2 separate regions of the Homo sapiens genome follow, and region 1 is linked to region 2. Evidence: chromatin loops called from intact Hi-C (ENCODE). Cell type or tissue: heart left ventricle. All regions are shown on one strand. Links, peaks and the distances in the headings refer to the core of each region. The heading gives the core; the rest is flanking DNA. Region 1 overlaps ZNF277 (zinc finger protein 277). Region 2 overlaps ZNF277 (zinc finger protein 277).

The links. Peaks named below come from ENCODE experiments on the same cell type or tissue, not always from the same donor. Only the 100,000 strongest peaks of a DNase experiment are listed, where the experiment ranks them.
Region 1: it touches region 2 in a loop (6-fold over the local background); 2 of 110 quality-filtered maps call a loop at or near these places.

Annotation. Positions count from the first base shown.
Region 1 is chr7:112,210,239-112,214,643 of GRCh38, reverse strand. The region is part of intron 1 of ZNF277 (zinc finger protein 277); the gene reads right to left. Among named protein-coding and RNA genes, the nearest start is that of ZNF277, 5.7 kb to the right of the region's middle. In heart left ventricle, for the core only: no CTCF peak of the experiment used is centred there; no DNase peak of the experiment used is centred there; H3K27ac peaks cover 1,589 bases.
Region 2 is chr7:112,260,380-112,264,784 of GRCh38, reverse strand. All of the region lies in intron 1 of ZNF277 (zinc finger protein 277), which reads right to left. Among named protein-coding and RNA genes, the nearest start is that of ZNF277, 56 kb to the right of the region's middle. In heart left ventricle, for the core only: no CTCF peak of the experiment used is centred there; no DNase peak of the experiment used is centred there.

The DNA of each region.
Region 1 (4,405 bases), core at 268-4,267, 50 kb after region 2:
TGGTTCCTATAGCCAAAGATATCATTCAACCCCAGCTGCCTATGTTGCAAATAAATGCCACTAGTTACAAAGATGATCAGTGAGAAGTAAAGAAAAACAGAAGACTGATCAGTCAAATCTATCACCACTTCTGAAAAAAGCTGCCCTGCTCACCTTTGGGTCAAGTAGGTCAGTAGAACATACTTGTTTCAGCATGAGGTGGCAAGTCTTTAAGGTACTGTCAATGAAAAGCCAACTCATTCAGAGTCTGATAAGTTTATCAAATAAGTCAAAACTGAACCCTAATTTTGTGGCAAAGTTCTCTAAGAAGAGCTAATAGAAACATTTGAAGATTTAATCACTGGAGACAGCAGTTTATGCACATTGCTTGTTTCTATATACTCGTGATTTATATTTAGAAGAGAGTATGATTTCTATTATATGAATCTGATCGACATCCTCTTTACAGTTTTTCCAGATGGAAGTGTATGAGTGTGTATTGTAAAGGGCAGCACTATTCTTTTGCATGAATGGGAAGGTCAAGGTCAACACAATAAGTGTATGTAATTCGGTATCTGACCCATCAAATCCCTCAATAATAACCTGCTCTTCAAGTGCAGAAGACATATTAAAACCACTTGTATCACTTCTGGCACATATGCCAAAGATGTGCCTATACCTATGACTGAAATAACAGTCACAATTGAAGACCAGACTATTATATCATCTCACCTAATCATTTCCACATCCCAGCAATATAGATACAGTATTACTCATTTTACAGAAGAGAAACTGAAGTTCAGAGGTTTACCAGAATCTGATCCTAAGCTGGCCTGATTTTAAAATCTTTTCACTATTCCATACTGCCTTTCTATGGTAACATTGGCTTTAGAGCATATTTATGTGTAAGAAAAGTCTGTTTCAGACCTCATTCAATGGAATTTAGTTACTATGAGACATCATTACAACCGTGCATAGGATAAAAGTCTTTTCTCAGTTATTGTGTGACTTTGGGCAAGCTACTCTTTTCATCAGTTTCCTCATTTGTACATAAAAAGCGTAATATGACTACCTAGGGGTTGCTATGAAGATGAAATGAGATAATACCTATAAAAGCATTTGAAACAGTATCTGGCACAGTTAGTGCTCAAAAAAATGTTAGCTATCATACACATCATCATTATTATATCCCTTTTAATAAGAGCTCTTCTCTAAATATCCTACAAGTTGGGTCCCATTGATTTGTCATAGGAAAATAAAAGAATGCTTTAAATAAGGCCTCTTCAGAACCTTATACAAAATGTATTAGTCCATTTTCATGCTGCTGATAAAGACATACCCGAGACTGGGCAATTTACAAAAGAAAGAGGTTTTAATTGGACTTAGAGTTTCACATGGCTGGGGAAGCCTCACAATCATGGTGGAAGGCAAGGAAGAGCAAGTCACGTCTCACATGGATGGCAGCAAAGAGAGAGCTTGTGCAGGAAAACTCTTCTTTTTAAAACCATCAGATCTCATGAGACTTATTCACTATCATGAGAACAGCACAGGAAAGACCTGCCCCTATGATTCAATTATCTCCCACCAGGTCCCTCCCACAACACATGGGAATTCAAGATGAGATTTGGGTGGGGACACAGCCAAACCATGTCACCAAACAAGACCTACAAGAGTAGTTTCTATAATTCTTATCTTCTCTGACATCCCACGGCCTATACCTTGTGAGGCAACCCCAGTATACAATGTTACTTGAGTTTCTTGATGACTTTGAGTGTCAATGTGTGTGTGTGCGGGTGGGGAGCTGGGTGTGAGTAGAGTAGCACTGTATAGAAGTGAGAGAGGATACAGAAGATAATATAAAGGCTTGCAGAGCACATAGTTGTAATACTAGTATGTAGCACCAACAGACACTCTGACAACTCCCAAATTCCAGGAAAGCATTGACAGCATAAGCAGTTATCACCAACACATTCCTAAGCTTCCCCAGGGTTACTCCACAATTTAGATTGCTTCCTAAGTGAATACAGTATCAAAGAGCAGGCAGTTCTTGATAGAGCAGGCAGATCTTTATAATTGGGCCTATCTTTATAATGAAAGCAACTAATACTTACTGAGGTCTGACTTTATAACAGGAAATATGCTAGGCTTTCATAAATATATAAATATGAAATAATCACAATAACTGCAAGACAGGTATTATACGGATATTTTCATAAATGTGGCAGCACATATAATAAACCTATGTTACACAGCTTTTAAATGTCAGAATTGGAATTTAAATACCGTTTTGTCAAAATAAGGTCTAGTCCTCTTTCCATTGCCATGTCAAATATATGAGACTGGACTTAATGGTTTATAGAAATAGAATGACAGCCTGTAGAAAATTGGTAACAGCCATATAGATGATGAAAGACAGAATTCAAGGTCCATGTGGTAGGTCATTCAGTTACAGGCTTAAAGTTATAAAGGCCAGATCTAAAGTATTCTTTTAAAAAATGTAATTATTATTTAAACAACATTAAAACTTTATTTTAAAAAACTGAAATACTATCCTTAAATGCTAACTATGATCACCTTGACAGAATATCATCCTCCTGATATTTTGCATTTTAGTTGGTATGCATACCTTTCACAAGCATAAAACATCTATTCAGTTTTTTATTCTACTTCAGTTCCTCTGCTCAAAATAGTAGCCACTCTAAATGCCTTGAATAAATTTCAAGCATATTCTAACATTAGACTGTTATACAATGTTTACTGTATGCAGCTTTGATAAACACTGGATGTACAAAAGTGAAATAAGGCAACTCTTGACCTCAAGAAGTTCACTGTCCACTGGGGTAGACAAAGTTGCCAAAAAATAACTACAGTGTGACATGGTAAGTGGATAATGGAGATATGGGAAAGGAAGCAGGGTGACTGAAGATGAGGCTAGACAAGTAGATTAGAATCTTAAATGCCACACAGAGAGTTTGGACCTAATTATACATGTAGCAGAATTACACTGAAGATTTCAAGTGGAGATCCATGAATATATTTGTTTTACAATGTGGATTAAAGGAGGTAAAGTCAAGAGTCAGTGAGATCAACAGGAAGGTTTTGCAATCGTTCAGGCTAGAATTCCATTCTGGTCAAACACTTATTAAACATTAACAATGTGCCAAGAACAGAATCAGGCTGACAAACACACATACAACTGGTTCTCAAGAGCACTTTCTGGGGCATGGGAGATGCAGGTAGGTAATTCAGCAGTAATGGTGAGGGTTAGTAATGGAATTAGCACAGTGGCTGTAGCTATGAATAGAGGGAACAGGTTCAAAATATACTACAGGCGCAGAAAAATAAGGCTTGCTAACTGATCAAATTCAGTACCTGAGGGCGAGTTAGGAATCAAGGATGCTTCCTAGGTTTCTAGCTTAGACTTGATGCCATTTATTGAAATAGGAAATACAAGAATGAGGAGTTTACATCACCTGCTACCCTTCCCTCTTTCTTCCAGAGACATCACACATGAGATAGTAAGTTCTCTGGAAGATAAACATTACCAAAATCATCAGATAATAAGGTCCAGAATCCAAGCATTAGCAAAATCATCAACTACTAAACACCCATTCGGAGGGAAAAAAGTTGACTTTGACAGAATATTACAATATGGAGATACAGATTAATACTCAGAAGAAATAGCCTCAGTCACAAAAGCCTCCTAAATGTATTATTACTGAATTGTGCTACCTTGCTGATTTTTAAAAACAGCAAAAGAACAAATGCCAATGACACCACGTGAGGGATGCTGAATCTATTTATTATCTGTTCTTAATTTTAGGAGACAAATTGAAATTCTGGTTACTGTTCAGATGTATGTAAAGCAGTGTCCTTTAACCCTTGACCTAGTGTGCCAGGTGCAGTAGCTCACGCCTGTAATCCCAGCACTTTGGGAGGCCGAGGAGGGTGGATCACCTGTGGTCAGGAGTTTGAGACCAGCCTGGCCTAGATGGCGAAACTCTGTCTCTACTAAAAATATAAAAATTAGCTGGGCATGGTGGCACACGCCTGTAATCCCAGCTACTCGGGAGGCTGTGGCAGGAGAATCACTTGAACCCGGGAGGCGGAGGTTGCAGTGAGCTGAGATCGTGCCACTCCACTCCAGCTTGGGTTACAGAGCAGGACTCTGTCTCAAAAAAAAAAACAAAAAAAAAAAACAAAAAACAAAAACAAAAAAAGCAAAAAAATCCTTGACCTCAATGTGGGGACTTTCTTGGAGAAGGATGGAGCCACAGAAGTCTGGCAACACAGTGGTCTCAGTGAGTGTTGCACCTGCCTGCACCCCACCCACTGACTCACTCTAGCAGAGATTTTGAGGAATTGCAAGGATTTCTATAAAAAGTCTTCCTAGGCCTCACTGTCCCAGGGTATTAAACACACAGAC
Region 2 (4,405 bases), core at 229-4,228:
AAATATAACTTTTACATGTACTAGGAAACCAAAAAAATCCATGTGACTCGCTTTATTGTGAATATTGTCTTTATTGTGGTGACCTGAAACCAAACCCTTAATATCTCTGAGGTATACTTGTATATTTCAACATATATTTTTATTAAAATTTCAAAAAATACTTTCTTGATACTTTTTTTTTCTCCATTTAATAGCTACAAATAACTTTCCACACCATGGAATATCCTTCTATAAAATTACTTGCAAGAACCACAGTATTCTAACATTGAAACATAACACAATTTGTTTAACCGATTCTTCAGGTTAGATGCTTAGGTTGCATACATTTCTTGTTACCATAAATAAAGTTGCAGTGAAAACACCTGTACCTAATTTTTTGCCATTTTTAAATGATAATTTTCTTGAGACAAATTATTAGAAGTAGAATTTCTAGGTCAAAGAATATGGACATTTTAATGTGGTTTACTTATATATTATGTTGTGGCTAAAGAAAGTTTGGGCATTAGCATTTAGGAGTTGCATTCTAGGCAAAAGTGTAGGCCAGGGCAACGGGTTTTGAATATTAGTATACATAAGCTAATGAATATTAGTGTACATAATCCATTGGCTTATGCACAGTAATATTCAAAACCCATTGCCCTGGCCTACACTTTTGCTTAGAAAAGGTCATTGTGGCTGGCAGGAGCTGGAAGCCTCCTATCTAGTCAATGTCAACCTTTGCTTTGAAATGCCAAGATACATTTTGTTTTCTAAGGCGCTGTTTTTGTTTATATTTTTCAATGTTTTACAACTGAAATCTGTGTTTCCAGAGGTGAAGATTCTGACAGAGAATTTATCCTTTTGAACAGAGGTAGCTCTGAAGAGCAGGGCCTGAACTTTCATGAAGCCTGAGAACCCAATAAACTGTACACAAAAATGTGTATATTTATATGCACATTTCTCAGGGGATAGTGTTCACAGCTTTCAACAGGTTCTCACAGAGATATGTGATGCTCATAAAAGCTTAACAAAACCAAACCCACAAAAAGCCCACTGGCATGGAAAGCAAATGATATCTACTTACAACTGAGACAAATACTGCAGAAAATGCTGACATTGCAGAGCCATGTATTAACTACACACACAAATGCAAATGAACAGCATGTACTGTATAACACTGAGGAGTGAGACAAATTTGAGAGGCCACACTGCCCAGTGTGATGATCTGAAGCTACAAAAGCTGGGGCTTTCATAGTTGAAGGGCTTTACTCTCTTTAAGGTCAGACTGATAAAGAAGAAGGCCTGTTTCTATTAGGCATCATGCTAGGAATTTTACATGTAGTCTCTGATTTAATTATCAGAAATGTCCTATGAGGAAGGCAGTTTTATTATTGTTAAGTAGTAAGAATCATAAACAGTTTTAAACTCATCCCAATGGGTCAGTGAGAACTCAATTCCATTACCACATTTCTGAATCATTGGCAACAGCCTCATTTAATGACTATACTGCCATAGCTAATGGGACCCAATCCCCATACACCCTCCTGCTTCTGACAGTTGGCCAGTCCCTAACCTCTACTAGTCTCAAAACCCTCAATAAGATCAGCAGTCTGCTTTATTCAGAAAGACTGTGCCTTACAAGTACGTATCTCCACTGTCCAACAACAGTAAATCCAGCTTTCTGTTTCACATATTGAGTAGAGGCCCTTCCTTGACAAAAAGGTTATACAAGGGTTACACTGCCAGTAAGAAATGGAGAGGACTGGCATCCATAAAGTCTGACTCCAGAGCCCAAGCTCATTATAGCTCATAATACACTCCCTGAGCAAATATCTTAACATTTGGATTACGATGGAGAAACCCTGGTTTTTCCCTCCTCCTCTTGACAGCAGGAATGTTGTTAATGAAATACAATATATATTTTATTACTGCTCTGTACTATTTTTATTATTTTTTTATGGACACTGTGAGTGTCTAAGTCCCTATGAAGTTAGGCAGTATTATATATCAACTTTTATAACCAAAAGTATCCATATTTCTAATTGGAACAAATATAAAATATAACTTCTTAAATGCTAAGCTTTGAAGAGTTTCTAAATAGGAAAAATGGCACATTTTTATACTATCAAGACAAAATATTTTTCTTAAAAATATGTAGCCCTCTATATTGTTTATAAAATATTCTGAGGGCAATGCTACAGAACAAACTTTTTGTCATAAATTACCTTTATTTATATATTTAACTTATTAGCCTTTAATATATCAATACAGAAAATAAATCATGTAAACCGTGTACTTTTTTCATAAATAAATAACTATGGCAAACAGACAATCCCTATAAAAATTGAATCTAAAAATACTGTTTGCTATAGGAACTTAAAGTACCAAGTTCTCTTTGTAATGACAATATCCCATACAGTGCTCTCTTTTTGGCTTGCATGCTGAGATTTAATATAAAGCTGAAAATTCCTAGCTAGCAGCTTGGCCATTTTAAGATCCATTAATCTGGGCAAGCAGTCTACACACGTGGCTCAATGATCTTTTTTTTTTTTTTTTTTGTATTGCTTTTTTAAATGTCTCAGTAATTTGGAAGATAGGGCATGAAGAAAGACGAAATCTATTGAGGCTGCGAAACTAGAAGGGCAGATTGTAGGAAGGAGGAGAGCTATTACATGCAGGCTGGCTGAGAGTAGTGAAAAGAACTCATTGTAGAGAAATAGAAAATAGTGAGTTAGGGAACACCAATTTCTATAGAAAATGAGTACACCCTAGGTACTCATATGCTACAAGACACTGAACAGAAGAATCAATGTTTAATAGAAGATAATACTCTAAACCTTTGGCAAAGTGCTTTAAAAACTAAACCATTCTGAAATGTTTAGTGCCTTGGTATAAGTCAAAAGATGTTACTTAAAAACCAATAATGAACTTTATTTGGAACAAATGGTAGTTCAGGTCACCTTGCTTTAAAAAAGTTTTCTATTATAGAATATTCAAGTGAAAGTGAGCTGAATGACACAAGAGCTTTGACTAGAGGCTTTGATATTCAAGAGGATTAAGCAAATGAGCAATGGTGTCTTTTAATGGAGACAAGATTATGAATAAATTCATAAAAACAGATACACTCCTAAATGGATCATAAAGGTTAAAAAATTTAAGAATTTGGGGTGAAATGTTATGTGGTGTGGTAGTATTTAGGGAAGAAGCAAGAAAATAAATTAGGGGAGAAGTTAACACCAAAAAAGGAGTATTTTTTCCATCATCAATTCCAGAGTTATCATTCTTTCCTCACAGAAAAAGCAAGAAATGATTGTCGATATAGGCTAAAATAAAATAATCAGTTTTCTTAATCTGAAAAACAAAAACATAATCAGAAAGTAGATAGAGCTAGGCATATGAAATGCCATCCATTGCATTTATGGGATGTAGCAAATTTATTTCTGAAATAAATAAGCTGAAAACCAAATTGTTGTATGTTAGGTAAAATGGACTTTAGAAAAGGTAAAAGGAGGGACAGTCTTCAAGTATGTACTTTACTACTGAAACTTCATTTCCATCACTTATGCACCTGGTTGAAGCTGATGACACCAGATAACCTATAGTACAAGGGAAGCCAAGTAAAGAATTAAAAGAATCTAACGCAGAGAATGATAGAGATCTATAGAGTTTATGAACTGACCAACGGCTGAAGTTTTTATGGTGGCTGGGATCTTCCCAAGCTGTCTGAGCAAACCCATAAACAGAACCACTGAAGCAAGATCTAATAGAAACTAATTAAGGGTTGGGTAACCTATTGTTGTGAGTTCTGATCTTTCTTTCTCACACACATTTCTGTGATTGGCTTTGAATGACATTAACAAATCTATCAAATCTTGGAAGAACTGTTAAGACTAAAAGAAAAATATCATAAATTTGTAAGAAGTGAACCTCAGATGAAAAACACAATCACTCAATGCTTTATTCATCTTGAAAGTCAGAAAAGGTAGCAGAGACACTAGAGTAGGCCCAACTATTTCTATCACCTGTGCTCTCCGCCTAGCCCACCTCCCACTCCTGATTTCATTCCCATTTTGCCCTAGTTTTAGGAAATTAATATGTTCCTTACACTCTGAAATGGAATTTGAAAATTAAAGTTTAACTGGTAACTAAGGCTTATCGCTTCCTAGAAATAACACCCTATAAGAGCAAGACTGAGGGGTTTATTCAAGAATATACGTTGATGTTACATAACGCTAGGAAAAAATTAGAAATGACTCAATACCCAACAATACTTAAATGAATTATAGAAATTAAGCAAGTCATTAAAATGTGTTTTGAGAGATTGAGTAGTATGGGAAAATACTCAGAACATATTGCTAAATGAAAAAATATAGAAAACCATATTTATAATATGATACTCATTTGTAAATAATATGTGACATATTTT